Regions from separate parts of the Homo sapiens genome. Here region 1 is linked to region 2. Evidence: chromatin loops called from intact Hi-C (ENCODE). Cell type or tissue: mammary epithelial cell. All regions are shown on one strand.

Evidence for each region. Hi-C counts contacts between places; a loop is a spot of excess contacts. Peaks named below come from ENCODE experiments on the same cell type or tissue, not always from the same donor. Only the 100,000 strongest peaks of a DNase experiment are listed, where the experiment ranks them.
Region 1: it touches region 2 in a loop (4-fold over the local background); 3 of 110 quality-filtered maps call a loop at or near these places.

The regions. Positions count from the first base shown.
Region 1 is chr7:142,184,954-142,192,953 of GRCh38, forward strand. It overlaps MGAM2 (maltase-glucoamylase 2 (putative)), which reads left to right. Exons shown (of 48, transcript NM_001293626.2): 34 at 124-186; 35 at 1,036-1,170; 36 at 2,797-2,881; 37 at 4,414-4,552. Among named protein-coding and RNA genes, the nearest start is that of PRSS58, 69 kb to the right of the region's middle. In mammary epithelial cell, a CTCF peak has its summit at 4,095 (motif pointing left); no DNase peak of the experiment used is centred here.
Region 2 is chr7:142,020,978-142,028,977 of GRCh38, forward strand. MGAM (maltase-glucoamylase) reads left to right here. Exons shown (of 71, transcript NM_001365693.1): 5 at 1-106; 6 at 609-760; 7 at 1,291-1,462; 8 at 4,073-4,172; 9 at 6,138-6,250; 10 at 6,633-6,758. Among named protein-coding and RNA genes, the nearest start is that of MGAM, 29 kb to the left of the region's middle. In mammary epithelial cell, a CTCF peak has its summit at 3,680; DNase peaks (open chromatin) are centred at 3,804 and 5,134; H3K27ac peaks cover 3,243 bases.

The DNA.
Region 1 (8,000 bases), 160 kb after region 2:
TTTATGGCAAAGATTCCCAAGCGTTTCATGGAGATGCCTGTCATCAGAGTCTAACACATGAAATATCTCATAGTCTGTATGCAAGGATCTGTAAAGGTTTTAATTGCCCTTCTTTTTCTCTAGGTTTGGCCAGATCTGCCTAATGTAATTGTAGATGGATCCCTTGACCATGAAACTCAGGTTAAGGTACAGTTGTATATAGATTTTTGTCAACATTGCCCTAAACATCTGGATATTTACATTTTTTATCCTGATGAATAAGTAGCTAACCCTTCAGTTAAGTAGCCCTAACTTGAGGGTGCTTATCCACTGTTAGTTTCTTGGCAGAAAGAGATCCTCGAGTGGAAAGCTCAACAAACAGCGAACATGGAAATGTGTAGAAGGAAATCATCAATGAAATCCTCTCATAAGTGTGATTTTAATGGGCTGTGATTTGTTTGAACTTTATGACGCTTGAAAAATAATGAACCAAAGTCTAGCATTTTCTCACTAGAGGGGAATCCATTATGAACAGACTGGATTTTAATAAATTATCTGCATACAAAAGAAAATACAAGTCAGCTGAATGAAGGAAAGTTGTTAATCTCAGCCTGGTCATCTAGCATCCCCTCTACTCTGGAGTTCACTTGCCCCTGGATGACAGTCCTCCTTCATCTCATTTGAATAGTCTGGAAAAAGCTTTTGCTAATATCACACTGATATTTAAGTAAAAAAAAAAAAGAAAAAGTATTTGCATCTCTAAAGTTCAATTGTTCAGACACTGTTAATTTTCCAGTCTTGTGATTACATGTCCAGTTATTAAACAAATCCTGTATTTGAAAGGGATTATAAAGCTATCTAACCTTCTTCTAAGAAAATAAAGAATGAAGTCAGCCTTCCCCAATCTCTGCTTCTGTTGTAAACTCTGCAACAGCAGCAGATCTGAGATTAGAGCAGAGACTGATCTGGGCAGGCACAAATTCCTGTTCATCTCCCATTTGTGGTCTCCTGTATAGGCTGAGACCCCGACAATGAGAGTGTGTGTTATTCTTACAGCTTTACAGGGCCTACGTTGCCTTTCCTGACTTCTTTCGTAATAGCACAGCTGCGTGGTGGAAGAAAGAGATAGAAGAGCTCTATGCAAACCCTCGAGAGCCAGAGAAGAGCTTGAAGTTTGATGGATTGTGGATTGTAAGTGCACCCTTGGTTGTCTTTTTTTTTTTTTTGGAAATGTTAGCAAGTCAAAACATGGGGAGGAGAGACTAGCAAAGCAGAGACATAGGGCTGAAGAGATGAAAGGGAGAATCTAGGTGCTGTTACAGAATCTAGGTGCTAGGACCAAGAGAAGCAGAGATCATTGCTGATCTGCCCAGGGACATATTGTCTGGTGGATGTTGGAGCCCACAGAGGAGACTGCTACTGCTGGAGATGCCAGAGCAAAAGAGAAAGGGAGAAATCACCTCCCATCTCCAATCTCTTGCCAATATCACCCACTGGCCAAATCTACCTGAAAGCTTATTGTAAGGGAGTCTTACAGGGCAGAGCTGGGAGTGGGTGAGGCATGGAGTTGAGAGCAAGTAGACGTTTGCCATAGTACTGGGGCAGACAACTCTGAGGGAATGGCTTAAAGGGCCTGTTCAGATGTTTGCTGTAAATGCCAGTTGGCCTTAAAAGCAGGACTTCCTGAGATGTCCCTGGGATATATGTCCAAGGGCAGCTCTATCTATGTTTTCCTCTGTCCTGATTTCCTTCCCCACTGTCCAGTGGCCTGAAATCTTAAGCAAGCTCTAGGCCAGCTCTGAAGAGCTATTCAGCTCTGGGTCAGACTGGAAGAAGTCTGTGATTCACTCCAGAGACAAAAGTCCACTGAAAACACAGGGGCCTCCCTGACCACCCGCACCTTTGAGATAGTTAGGCACAGAATAGACATGTGAAAGGACACAAATTAACTCAAACAGGCAAATCAGACAGTGGAGAGTTGTGGGCAGCTTTGAGAATAAGAGATGCTGATAGCTCTGGGGTAGTATTTTTTTTTTTTTTCCAATGGAGGGAAAGCTGTAGCTGGGTAATTCAAAGTAATGAATAGTTCCTCAAGTACTTTCATTTGCCTTTAGTATGTCCTATTTAAAATAGTCTGGCTTTCGAAAATTTAACTTTTCCATTGTCAGAGTGCACAGTGAACATTCCCTTAGGAGCCCCTACTCCTTGCATTTAAGTAACAAATTCCCCAAAGTATGTTTTTATTTCCAAACTTGTTTCTGAGTTACATATAACTTTTTAGAAATATATTTATAGCAGAAAGTGAGATAACTCTCCTTGTGTTTGGCCTATGCCAATATCAGAATTAGTCCAAGCAACTGGACTAAGAAAAAATAGAGGAAGATAATAGTAACCTCTGGCCATAGACTAAAAAGTGAATAATCCATGCGTAGTAAAACAAGATGGGCTACCTCTGTTGGGGAGTTGTATCAAGGGGAGTTGTATCAAGAGATTTCCTTAGGTCCTGTGTCCAGCATTACCTCACTATTTTTGCCACTGTAAAACAATCCTTGTAAGTTTTAAAATGCCAGGTAAGCAAGGAGTTTAGCACTCCACTTTGGCCGATATAAATTTTTAGAGTCCATTTGGGTCAATGCCAGGGATTACACTACACATTTTTAGAGTCCATTTGGGTCAGTGCCAGGAATTAAACACAGTGAACTAAACCACCAGCTGAGCTGAGGGCTTCAAAAGTCATCTCCCTGAGTTAGTGTCCTCTATAGCCAAGGCCATCCTGCCCCTGACATGACGAGATCTTTTTTTGTTAACTCATTTCAGGATATGAATGAGCCATCAAATTTTGTGGATGGATCTGTCAGGGGCTGCAGCAATGAAATGCTAAATAACCCACCCTATATGCCATGTATGTAAAATAATTACTTCATCAACTTACTTTCCTACTCAAAGACTCCAAAAGTTTTCCTTTTACTGTCAAAGTGAAGCCTAATGTTGAAGACAGAAACCATTCTCCAACATGACATGAAATCCCAAGTAAGATAACCTTGAATAAGTGCAGCTAAACTAATCAAGCAAGAAATAATGACATGATGTGGTGTGAAAGAAACCAAACGATGCATGGTACATTTGATTCCATTGATAACTATGAACAGATTGCTAAAATTTTAAATAAACCCTTAAACACACACACACACACACACACACACACACACACACACACACGTGGAGAGATGTTCTTTTGATTAAAGAATTAAAACCTAGTTTCTGAAGTCTCTCTGCCCATGTAAACAGACATTTGATGAAGGATACTTTTTGGTCATTCTGTGGTACAAACAAAAATAGAATGTTGGTATCAAAAGGATCTCAGAAAGTTGAATCTTCTCGTGTTGCAGAGAAACAAGGAAGGAAATGACTCACTTCTAAAAGTACTGTACCACGGCTGAGGTGGGAGGATTGTTTAAGACCAGGAGTTTGAGTCTTGAGACCAGCCTGGGCAACATAGTGAGACCCATAAAAAAAAACAAACAAACACCAAAAACCAGAAAAACAACAACAACAAAAGGCATTATACCAGTAATCTATGGGACAGAATCTAGAATTCAAGTTTCTTGATGTCTACATCACTGTTATGCTGCCCATTTCTCACTCACTCACTCATTCATTCATTTTCTCCTTCATTAATTTAATGCAGGGGGTGTTTGACTTGCAATGGTCTGACTTATGATTTTCAACCTTACAATGGTAAGAAAGTGACATGCATTCAGTAGAAACCGAACTTTGAGAGCCCAAATAACCATTCTATTTTTCACTTTCACTATAGTGTTCAATAAGTTACAAGAGATATTCAACACTTTGTTTTAAAATAGGCCTTGTATTAGATAATTTTGCCCAACTTAGGCTAATGTAAGTGTCTGAGCACATTTAAGGTAGGTTAGGTCCATTCAATGCATTTTCAAGTTACAGTATTTTCAACTTGTGATGGGTTCATGGGGATATAATCACATTGTAAGTTAAGGATCATCTGTACTTATGTATCAAGCAAATGCTGTCAAATCAGAAAGATTTAGAGACACAAATACAAAAATGATTGAAATAGATTTATTCCCTGGAGAACATTACCATCTAGTGGAAGAAACAGTCCTAACAATGAAGGAGTTTATTATGTTGGCAAAAGGGCTATGACAACACTCTATAAATTAAATCAGAGTTGGTGCAAAAAGAAGGGGAGCTGCTTTTCCCAGCTCCATATTTTATCCTTACCCTTCATTAGTTATAAAGACACAGAACATTGTTTTCTATAGACTAAAACCTCATAAAATTGGGTCTGTTACTGGTAACAAAGTTGTTGATTGAAGTAAAGAAATGCCAAAATGATGGGCATTTCTAGTGAATGTGCAAATCATGTTGTTTAGGAAATAACTCAACATTTCCCCTCAGATTTGGAATCTAGGGACAAGGGCCTGAGCAGCAAGACTCTGTGCATGGAGAGTCAGCAGATCCTGCCGGACAGCTCCCCCGTGGAGCACTACAACGTGCACAACCTGTACGGGTGGTCCCAGACCAGACCCACATACGAGTGAGTGTCTTTTTGTCACAGCAGCAAAGATAATTTTCCACATCATTCCTTTTGCCATTTCATATTTGCATTGTGCATGTATCTACGTGATCCGAGTTAAATGGGTTAAAGTCAAAATTTCAGGCACGGTTGCCCAAGCAACCACCTCTGAGCGCATTTATCAAGTGGGTTACTAAATTCACCTATTTAAAGTGAGCAATTAGGTAATGTTTAGTATATTCATAGAGTTGTGCAACTATCACAAAAATTAAATTTTCGAACATTTTCAGAACTCGAAAAGGAAAACCTTTGCCCATTAGCAATCATTTCTACCTTGTTCCTACCTCCTGAGCCCTAGCCATTACTCATCTATTTTCTGTCTATGTGGATTGCCTATTCTGGACATTTCATAAAATGGAATCACACAATATGTGCTCTTTTGTATATGGGTACTTTCACTTGGCATAATGTTTTCAATGATTATCTATGTTGTAGCATGTATCAGTACTTGATTTCTTTTGACTAATAAAATTTCATTATATAGATACACCATATTTTGCTTGCCTATCTACCAATGAGTGAACATCTAAATTGTTTCCATTTTTTTTTTGGCTATTATGAGTAGTGATTATGTGAATATTTATGTGCAAGATTTGGAGTAGACATGTTTTCTTTGTTTTGAATATGTATCTAAGAGTGGAACTTCTGTGTCATATAGGAACTGTATTTTTAATATTTTGAAGAAATATCAAGCTGTTTTCTAAAAAGGCTGTACCATTTTACTTTTTTTTTTTTTTTTTTTTTTTTGATGGAGTCTGGCTCTGTCGCCCAGGCTGGAGTGCAGTGGTGCAATCTCGGCTCACTGCAACCTCCTCCTCCTGGGTTCAGGTGATTCTCCAGCCTCAGACTCCCGAGTAGCTGGGATTACAGGCATAAGTCACCATGCCTGGCTAATTTTTTTGTATTTTTTAGTAGAGACGGGTTTCGCCATGTTGGCCAGGCTGGTCTCGAGCTCCTGACCCCAGGTGATCCACCTGCCTCGGCCTCCCAAAGTGCTGGGATTATAGGCATGAGCCATCGCACCCAGCCTACCATTTTACATTCTTACCTGCATGTATGATAAAATGTATAAGAGTTGCAGTTCCTCCACATCCTTGCCAACACTCGGTGGTATTCATCTTTTTAAATTATAGACATTCTAATGGGGGTAAAGTGATATCTAATTGTTGTTTTCACTTTATTTCACTAATACTAATGTTATTGAGCATGTTTTCATATGCTATTGGCTATTTGTATATATTCAAATATCTATTCAAATCCTTTGCTCATTTTTGATAGAATCATTTTTTTTAATTATTATTGAGTTGTGGCCAGGCGTGGTGGCTCACACCTGTAATCTCAGTACTTTGGGAGGCCGAAGTGGGAGGATTGCTTGAGTCCAGGAGTCCGAGGGCAGCTTGGGCAACATAATGAGACCCTGTCTCTACAAAAAACAAACAAACTAGCCAGGCAGAATGGTGCATGCCTGTAGTCCCAGCTACTCGAGAGGCTAAGGTAGGAGGATCTCTTGAGCCTAGGAGTTTGAGGCTGCAGTGAACTATGATGGCACTGCACTTCAGCCTGGGCAACAAAGTAAGACTATCTCTACAGAAAAAAAAAAATTATTGGATCGTAAGAATTCTTTAAATATTCTAAATTCAAGCTTCTCATGAGATATATAGTTTGAGGATATTTTCTCTCATTTTGTAAACTTTTCACTTCCATAACCATGCCTTTTGGAGCACATTTTTAAAAGTTTTTATAAAGTCCTATTTATTCATTTACTTACTTATTCATTTGTCACTTGTGCTTTTGGTGTCATATTCAAGGAACTATTACCTAATTCAAGGTCATGAAGATTTATTCCTATGTCTTCTTCTAAGAGCTTTATAGTTTTAGGTATTACACCAAGATCTGTCATCCATTTTAAGTTTATTTTTGTGTATGGTGTGAGGTAGTGGTTCAATGTTATTCTTTCCTTCATTTTATTATCTTGACACCTTGTCAAAAATCAATTGACAGTAAATGAGAAGGCTTATTTTTGCCTTCTCAACTCTATTTCATTGATCTCTCTCTCTCTATATATATATATATCCTTATGCCAGTACCACACTGTCTTAATTGATGAAGTGTGACTCTTCCAATTTTTTTTTCAAGATTGTTTTAGCTACTATGGGTCCCTTGCATTTGATATGAATTTTGTAATCACTTTGTCAGTTTTGACAAAATAGCAACAGGGATTTTGATAGTTTTTACATTGAGTCTATAAATCAGTTTGGTGAGTATTACCATGTTAACAATATTAAGTCTCTTTTGATTCATTAGCATGAGGTGTCTTTCCACTTATTTAGATCTTTAATTTTTTCAACAATTATTTTTAGTTTTTAATGTATATGTTTTTGGCCATTATTTCTATAAATATTTATCTGTCCCTTTGTCTTTTCTTTTATCCTTCTGAGATTTTGCCACTTTCCAATGTCGTTGGGAAATTTCAGACTTGTTCTTTAGTTCTTCCCAGGACAGAGTGTGATCTTTTCTGTTCAACTGCCCCTTTCTGCTCAAGTATCTGAGCTCTCTGCCTTCTGTCCCCAGAGTTTACAAGAACCTCATACTATTTGATTTTGGGCTATCAACAGGTGATGTATCATGTTGCCCCTGGTGTTCCACAATCAGGGGCAACATGGTCTTCCAAACAGAAATTCTTCTTCCCTTTCCCACTTTCTTTACATCTTCATCTTTCAGTTGCTCTTTCACAGTCTTGCTTTCCACACCTAGCTTGAGGCTTTTCCAACCAAGGAAAAACTAGTTCTTCAGGAAAACACCCATGTCATTATATGAAATACACACAAAACAAATAGGTGTTTTGCAACCTCAGAGATAACCTTACCTTGGAAGAGTACAAGGATGAATAAGTCACAGTCCCTGCTTTCAAGGACCTCATTGTCTAATTATAGGAGTCAAACATGAGAGGGAAAATCAATTAACTCTACTGGGATAATCCAGAAAGTCTTCATAGAAGAAGTGATGTTTGAATGTTGGTTAAAAGAAGAGTAGAAATTTTCTTTTGGCAAAGAAGGGGCTTTCAGGGCAAAGAAAGCAGCAATAAGAAGATGTGAAAACTTGATAAAGTTTCTACCAAAAGCTCAACTTTCCCATGCACCATCCCCTCCTCTCTCTTCAGGGAAATTTGCTTTTCACACATCTGCATCCCATCGCCATCTTTCTCTTCAGAGAAGCTTGCTCCACAAATTATACTTTTCCATGGGTGCTCGTTTCTTCATGAATTATTTTTTATCTTCTTCCTCACTGCTGGTATATTGCTTTAGGATTTAGGCTGTGAAATCTTCTAACTAAACTTTCTCATCTTTCAAATTGGAAAAATCATGGCATCTATTGTTAATATAAAAATTAAATGATATAATGAATCCAC
Region 2 (8,000 bases):
CACAGCCCGGTTGAAAAATCTGCCTTCTTCACCAGTGTTTGGAAGCAATGTTGACAATGTTCTTCTCACAGCAGAATATCAGACATCTAATCGTTTCCACTTTAAGGTTGTAATTTGTTTATTTTTTTTTAAGTTTTTTTGAGAGACTTTTATTCCCTATCGGATGAGTGCAGTTACTACAAAATAGAAAATTTTGCTACTGGATGTATTTTTCTATATTGCTATTATTAATTAGCACCTGTATGTTAAAGACATATACAGAATAGCTTCCTTTACTGTAATAACTTCCTGAATATGTATTACAGTTTACTAGTGAGTTTGGCTTTCATTCATTTACTCTAGATAACATGTGGAATATGGTAGGAAGATAAAATAAGGAAGTATCACAGCTTTCAATCCATCTCTGCAGATGTGCTCTGTATGTCTCTACCTAAAGACTAACTTATGCCCAAAGGTGAACCATTTGAGTTTGGTAACATAATGAGTACATCTACCTAAGATATGAGGTCAGTTTGATCAGTGCCTGATTCCAGTATCCTAAGTAGGGATATTGGGAAGCTCTGACAAGTTTTTATTTTGGCTTTCCTTCTATTTCTATCTCTGCACAGTTGACTGACCAAACCAATAACAGGTTTGAAGTGCCCCACGAACACGTGCAGTCCTTCAGTGGAAATGCTGCTGCTTCTTTGACCTACCAAGTTGAAATCTCCAGACAGCCATTTAGCATCAAAGTGACCAGAAGAAGCAACAATCGTGTTTTGTAAGTTTTGGAAACCTATCTAAGGATCAGAGTAGGAAGGTTACAGGGAGGTCTGTAAGCATGAAGAAGGGGGTGTTTCAACAATATTCCTGAAGGTTGTGGGCCCATTATTGGTGACCAGAACCTTTACCTTCTAAAGTATACATTTTTTTCTGGCTTTCTTTCTCTTTCCTCTGTTTGCACAATCATTTTTTTCTCTTTATTTTTCCCTTTATTTCCCTCCGTCTATAATATATAACCAGCTGTCCACCAGTAAATATTTACTGAACATCTCCTATCGTAAGTATAGTGTTCTGGTCATGTAGTAGGCTGTCTGGTCTGGGAGACTAATGCAAGAAATTTGCACATGGTCCCTTTCTTCAAGGAGTCCTTATCTCTTGTTTTCCATAGAAAAATGTCACAGGAGGGCAAATGGGACTGAATGAATGGGGGCTATTGAGTCACTGAGATATAAAGGACGCTTTTCTAAGCACTTACGTTCTCTCCACCCTGCTTGCTCACCCATCCTTGTGTTCTCCACCTGTGTCTAGGTTTGACTCGAGCATTGGGCCCCTACTGTTTGCTGACCAGTTCTTGCAGCTCTCCACTCGACTGCCTAGCACTAACGTGTATGGCCTGGGAGAGCATGTGCACCAGCAGTATCGGCATGATATGAATTGGAAGACCTGGCCCATATTTAACAGAGACACAACTCCCAATGGAGTAAGCTTTCAAATGGGCCCCTTTCCACTGAATATCATAGTCTCATTCTTAAAGGTCACCTCTAGTATTACAGTGTAGTGTTTAAGAGTTAGAGTCTAGAGTGAGACTACCTGGCTTTGAATTCTAGTCTTGCTATTCACCAGTTACGTGGTTCTGGGTGTTACCTACCTCTCTGTCTTCAGTTTCTTATCTATAAAATGGAAGTAATATCTCAATAGGGTTGTGGTGAGGATGAAATGAACAGATACATGTAATGTATCTAGAAGAATGGCTGCCAGAAAGAAGGTACTCAATAAATGCCAACTCCTTCATATTTTCCTAACCAGATATGGAGAAGATATTATTAATATCTGTACTCTCAACAACAGTTGATTGTGATCTCCATATTTTTAGGTTCACCTTTAATCACTGACTCACCAGGTTTATCATCACAATAGGATAAAGTCTCAGCTAAAACAATCATTTTTTGTATAAAGAATGATTGTGGTAGTGAAAGAATAGACAGAGTTTTGTTGTTATTGTTTTATTTTATTTCCACTTTGTTTTGACTGCTAAAATTTGAAGTAACATTGTTTTCTGGATTTGGCAATACTCTGTTGTTCAGGGCCTTTCTTTTTCTTTTCTTCTTCTCTCTTTGTTTGAGATGGGGTCTCACTGTCACCCAGGCTGAAGTACAGTGGCACAACCATGACTCACTTTAGCCTCAACCTCTCTGGGCTCAGGTAACCCTCGTACCTCAGTGTCTGGAGTAGCTGAGACTAAAGGTGCGTGTCACCATGCCTGGCCAAATTTTTGTATTTTTTTTGTAGAGACTGTGTTTCGCCATGTTGTTCAGGCTGATCTCAAACTCCTGGACTCAAGCAATCCTCTGGCCTTGGTCTCCCGTAAGTGCTGGGATTACAAATGTGAGCCACTGTGCCCAGCTGGGCTTTCTTGACTAAGCAGAATTAATGGATGGAAGAAAGGAGATTACAGCAATAATTTATTAGTCATATATATATATATATACACACACACACACATACATGTTTGTGTATATATATCTATTTAGCCATAGAGTCTAGAAAATATAATAATTTCTTGTTAGAAAAAACCAAGGCCCAGCGAAGCCAAATTAATAGCTCAAGGCAAAAGGGTTTGTAAGAACAAGAATGGCCTGAACCCGGGAGGTGGACCTTGCAATGAGCCGAGATCGCGCCACTGCACTCCAGCCTGGGTGACAGAGCGAGACTCTGTCTCAAAAAAAAAGAGGTTGTAAGAACAGAGGAAGAATCTAATCCCTACTCTGTGTAATTTTTAAGCCCAGGCTCTGTACTGTACATATGCCTATCAGAAAAGCAGAAAAGCTGTTAAGTCAGAGCAGCTTACCTAGGAATAGTTGGTGACAGTTGTTTCATTAAGGAGCCTCAGATCCTTGCTTCTCAAAGTGTGTATGTGGCAGGGGAACCACCCTCTGAGAGAGGTGGGCTTTCAGTCCCTTCTTCCATCTATTGAATTAAAATCTGCATTTAGGGCTGGGAGCAGTGGCTCACGTCTGTAATCCCAACAGTTTGGGAGGCCAAGGCGTGTGGATCATTTGAGGTCAGGAGTTCAAGATCAACCTGGTGAAACCCTGTCTCTACTAAAAATACAAAAAATTAGCTGGGCATGGTGGTGGCGGGTGCCTGTAGTCCCAGCTACTTGGGAGGCTGAGGCAGGAGAATGGCATGAACCCAGGAGGCAGAGCTTGCAGTGAACCGAGATTGAGCCGCTGCACTCCAGCCTGGGTGACAGAGTGAGACTCCATCTCAAAAAAATAAAATAAAATAAAAACCGAAACAAAAATTAGCCAGGCGGTAGTGGCACACGCCTGTAATCCTAGCTACTCAGGAGGCTGAGGCAGGAGAATTGCTTGAGCCTGGGAGGTGGAGGTTACCGTGAGCCAAGATCACACTACTGCACTCCAGTCTGGGCGACAGAGTGAGACCCTGTCTGGAAAAAAAAAAAAAAAAATCTGCATTTAACTAAAATGCCCATGTAGTTTGCAGATACACCAAATTTTGAGAAACACTTTTCCAGAGCAATAGTTATCAAATGTGACTACATGTTGAAGTTACCTGGGGAAGTTAAAAAATAACAGCCATGTCTGCTTCTACCTCTAGGGATTCTGTTTTAATTGGTCTGGGGTGCAGTCTAGGTTGAGAACTCCTGTTCTGGAGTCTCAAAGACAAGCCTAGACTAGAGCTCCATCTAGTTACCTGATTCATATTAAAGCATATTGATGGAGCTTTTGCTGATGAGGTTAAGTCAGGTTAAGACAGGCCTCTTTGAGAGGGCAGTTTTTCTGAATTACATTTTAAAAATTCCTATCCTCTTACCTTCTAAAAAATATCACAGCCTTCACATTCCTTCTAGATGAATGATAATAGCTGGCTCATTCTGTAAGAAAACATGAGTTCACTTGGTTAACATCAACTAGATATAGACCCCATCTTTTAAAAATGTGTCTTTATGACCCTGAATGTCCTGTCAATTAGTTGCATGATTAAGACTGATTTCCTAAACCAACCCCACAGTGTGATGCTGAGACTTCTTAGTTGTAAATTTTGGTTTTTAATTCTCTTTCTGCAGAACGGAACTAATTTGTATGGTGCGCAGACATTCTTCTTGTGCCTTGAAGATGCTAGTGGATTGTCCTTTGGGGTGTTTCTGATGAACAGCAATGCCATGGGTAAAGGAATATTCATGGAAAAAACAAGCACAAGAGTGATTTTCAGTCCCTTTCTTACAGCACTATGATAAAAGGAATGGATCCCTTTAAGAGTGACTGAGCCATAGTGTAGGGAGGGCCTTATAGATTCTCTAATTGTGCTATCCCTACTTCATTACCTATTGATCCATGGTAGCCATGAGTAGGGGATTTTCTCCAACTTATGATTTTCCTGAATCTGGTGGCCTCTGTTGGAATATTTTCTATTATCAAGTTAAGGAGCTCACCCTTCCCTATAATTTACTCTGAGATAGTTTCCACCAATGTGTTCTTCTCCGTCTTCAGCCCTGTAGTCAGTAGATCCCAGTGGCAATGAATTGCCATAGGGGAAGAGAAGATGTATCAGAATCTCCCAGGATTGATGGTGGGCATAGGGTATTGATCCATACCTTTTCTTAATTGAGAGTCATCGATTCAATCAGTGCTCCTCAAAGTGTGGTCCCTGAATGGGTCACAGACTGTTTCAGGTCTATAGTAAGATGAGTATAGAAATGGCGAGTAAGCAATGCTGTAGCCTCCACACGCACACATGAACCTTTTTCTAGTAATTAATTTTCATATTATTTTATGAAAATATCAGCTTGCAGTGAAATGGAAATTAAACAAAATAAAGATCTGATTCTCCACCACAGATATCCGAGAAGCACTCTAAATGATCTAACATGATTCTAGGACATCTAAGAGATGAATCTAAGACGATTCTAATAGAATCTTAGATGGTCCTAAGGTACTTAAAATACCAAATAACCTAAGAATAGACTGAGATAATATAATAGAAAGACTGTACAGTTTTAGATAGGTGAAAGGAACCAGAAAATAAGATGAGTCAGACTTAGTGGGAAAGGCCACAAGATCCTAGATACTCTGTATGAGTTGTTCCTATGACCAAAGAGTACATTGCAATATTTCTTGAGGCATTTTATTCCTAGATACGAATCAAGGTAATGACACAACTTTTAAGAATGGTGATTGGCACATAGAAGGGTTTTGAATTTATGATACAATTTCTGACTTTTTTTTTTTAGTTTGGCTTTTGTTTGAGGTGAGATTCACTGAGGTTAGTTACCTCCATGTCTAGTTGAATTATATTCTCACAATAATGACGGGGTATGTGGTGGGACATGTTCTGTGGTTATGAAAGTCAGAGAGGAGAAACTTTTCCTCTAACCTCTTAGGGTTAATTCTTGGGAGGCTGCAAATTAAACTGGCAAAAAGGTAGATTAGCAATAGAAAAGACAGAATTTATTTACACATACAATGCACATACACACAGCAATTCTCAGTGATGAGTAACTCAAAGCAGAGATTAGAACTTGGGGCTTCTATACCATCTTAATTAATAGGTGAAAGGGAATGGGGAAAGACACTTAGGAGAGAACAAATGACATTTTGGAAAGATAAATGGGCCCTTAGGAGAGTAGGTGGGAGGATGTGATAGTCTTGTAACACTGTTTATCTGGGAATGGTGCCTGTTGTCTCAGAGAAGACTAGAGGTACTCCTTGGAGCAGATTTATGACAATTGCTTTTTATTGAGTTCTTTTGGGAGGCTCTGATTTTAGCACATCAGGGATTTCAGTAACTTAAATGCCTTTGGTCCAAAATAATTTTTTTATGTCACAGTGGCTTATTCTGGACCCCTTCATAAGCCTGGCTGCTTTTTCCCCAGAACCTGGGGCCTGGCACAAGACACTAAGACACTCCAGTCAGTATTATTAAAATCTGTCACAGAAAAAATGCCTTGGCTGCCATGTGCTGTGAGGGTGGACTTGGATGGTCAGGGTTTTCACTTGGTATTCAAAATGTGAGGCACTAGGGTCACCTTGTTAATGTTCACATGGTTAGTGATCCTGTGTTATTTTAAAACTTGTAGTTACTATTCAAGAATCAATTCTGATTTTTATTTTCTTCATTTTTAACCTTTCAAGAGGTTGTCCTTCAGCCTGCGCCAGCCATCACTTACCGCACCATTGGGGGCATTCTCGACTTCTATGTGTTCTTGGGAAACACTCCAGAGCAAGTTGTTCAAGAATATCTAGAGGTAAACTTAGGATGTCAAGATTATGACTCAGGAAATCCTAAACAGCAAATATTTTAAAAAAGTAAAATTCATGTGCAAGTGTGACCCACAAAATCTGCTGTTACAAATTTGAGATATTAAAGAACAGATTTCATATATGCAATGGAAACTTGCTGTATAGCATTTTTATGTTATAAGAAGGTGAGAGAATATAAAGGTGCCCCAAACATGGCCCTACCCTCAAACATTTATGAAGGGGCTGGAAAAATAGACTAACATTCTAACATTAATGAATCAGTGCATTGGGAAATGGACTATGTTTGGTGCTCTGAAAGCAATGCTTCGAAAAATTTTTATTAAAAACAGAGTATTTGCTAATTTTCACTTCACATATTTCTTTCAGCTCATTGGGCGGCCAGCCCTTCCCTCCTACTGGGCGCTTGGATTTCACCTCAGTCGTTACGAATATGGAACCTTAGACAACATGAGGGAAGTCGTGGAGAGAAATCGCGCAGCACAGCTCCCTTATGTAAGCAAGGTTTTCAACAGTTCTCCAAAAGTAAAGAAATTCCCTTGAAGAAAAAGAAAAACTGTTTATATTTTCTCTCCCTGAGTTTAATTGATTTATTTATTTGGTAATGAAAGGAGTTTTAGATATTCAGAATACTAGACATTTTTTTTTTTGTTGGACCAGTAATTTTTTCAAGGAACCATTGTTCTTTATAGTATGAAATAGATTGGGAGACCATAATTATGTGTTGGGAGGCAATCTGTTTTTGTCTCTATTTTTCTTATTATGTATTTTATTAGTAAACTTTTTTTGTGCTTACTGTATTGACTACATTTTACAGGTGTTTTTATTTGAGTTTTCAAGGCATTTGTCTCTTTAGCTTGAATTGTAGCATTTTAATGCTTCTCAGTATGGATTTTCTTGCCTTACACATGTTCTTGGTTTGCTTTGACTCAAAAGTGTCATGGCAGGGACTTACCATAAAAGTTGTATCATATTTTCAGAAATTCCTCTAAGATTCTGGCATAAGATTTCATGTCTAAATTCTTAGGTTCTTAGGTTTAGTGTCAGGTCAAGAATGATGCAGATCCCCAGGCTCCCTACCTATGTTTTAACAGATATTTTAAAGAGGAATTGAGGAAGTGGAGTAGTTCTAGACCCCATGAATTTAGTTCAAACTAATTATATTGCTAGAACAACCATGAGCCATCTGGGTTAGCATCATTTTTTTTCACAGATAGTAAATTGAGGCTGTCAGGGGAAATACTATGACCAAGACCACATAGGTAATTGATGACAGAACAAATACTGCATGTGACTACATGGATGTGAAAAATAATACAAGTTTCAGGTCCATGTGTTTTTACATTGATATTTTGATTACTATTAAATTGGGAATAAGCAAAATTTGCCTTTCTCTTTAGAGTGGTCATTTTGCCATTGAAGCTGAGCTTCAGTAGACATTTTGTAATTTGACGGAAAGATAGTCCATAAATATGATGTGTAAAAGAAAGTGCTTAATGGAATTGAGATTCAAAAAGCCTAGGAACACTGAGGAGATGGGGGAAGCAGAAAGTCAGGGCAGATAAAGACGTTTGGGTGGATGAATTCACTCTCAATTTGGCTGCGAGTCCCACTACTCATTCTCCAGCATGACGTGTCTTTATGCATGTGGGGGTGGGTTGGGGGAGGGATAACAGAAAAAGTGGTAAAAGCAGGACTGAGCCAAAGGACAATTAACACAGCCACCATAATAATGAG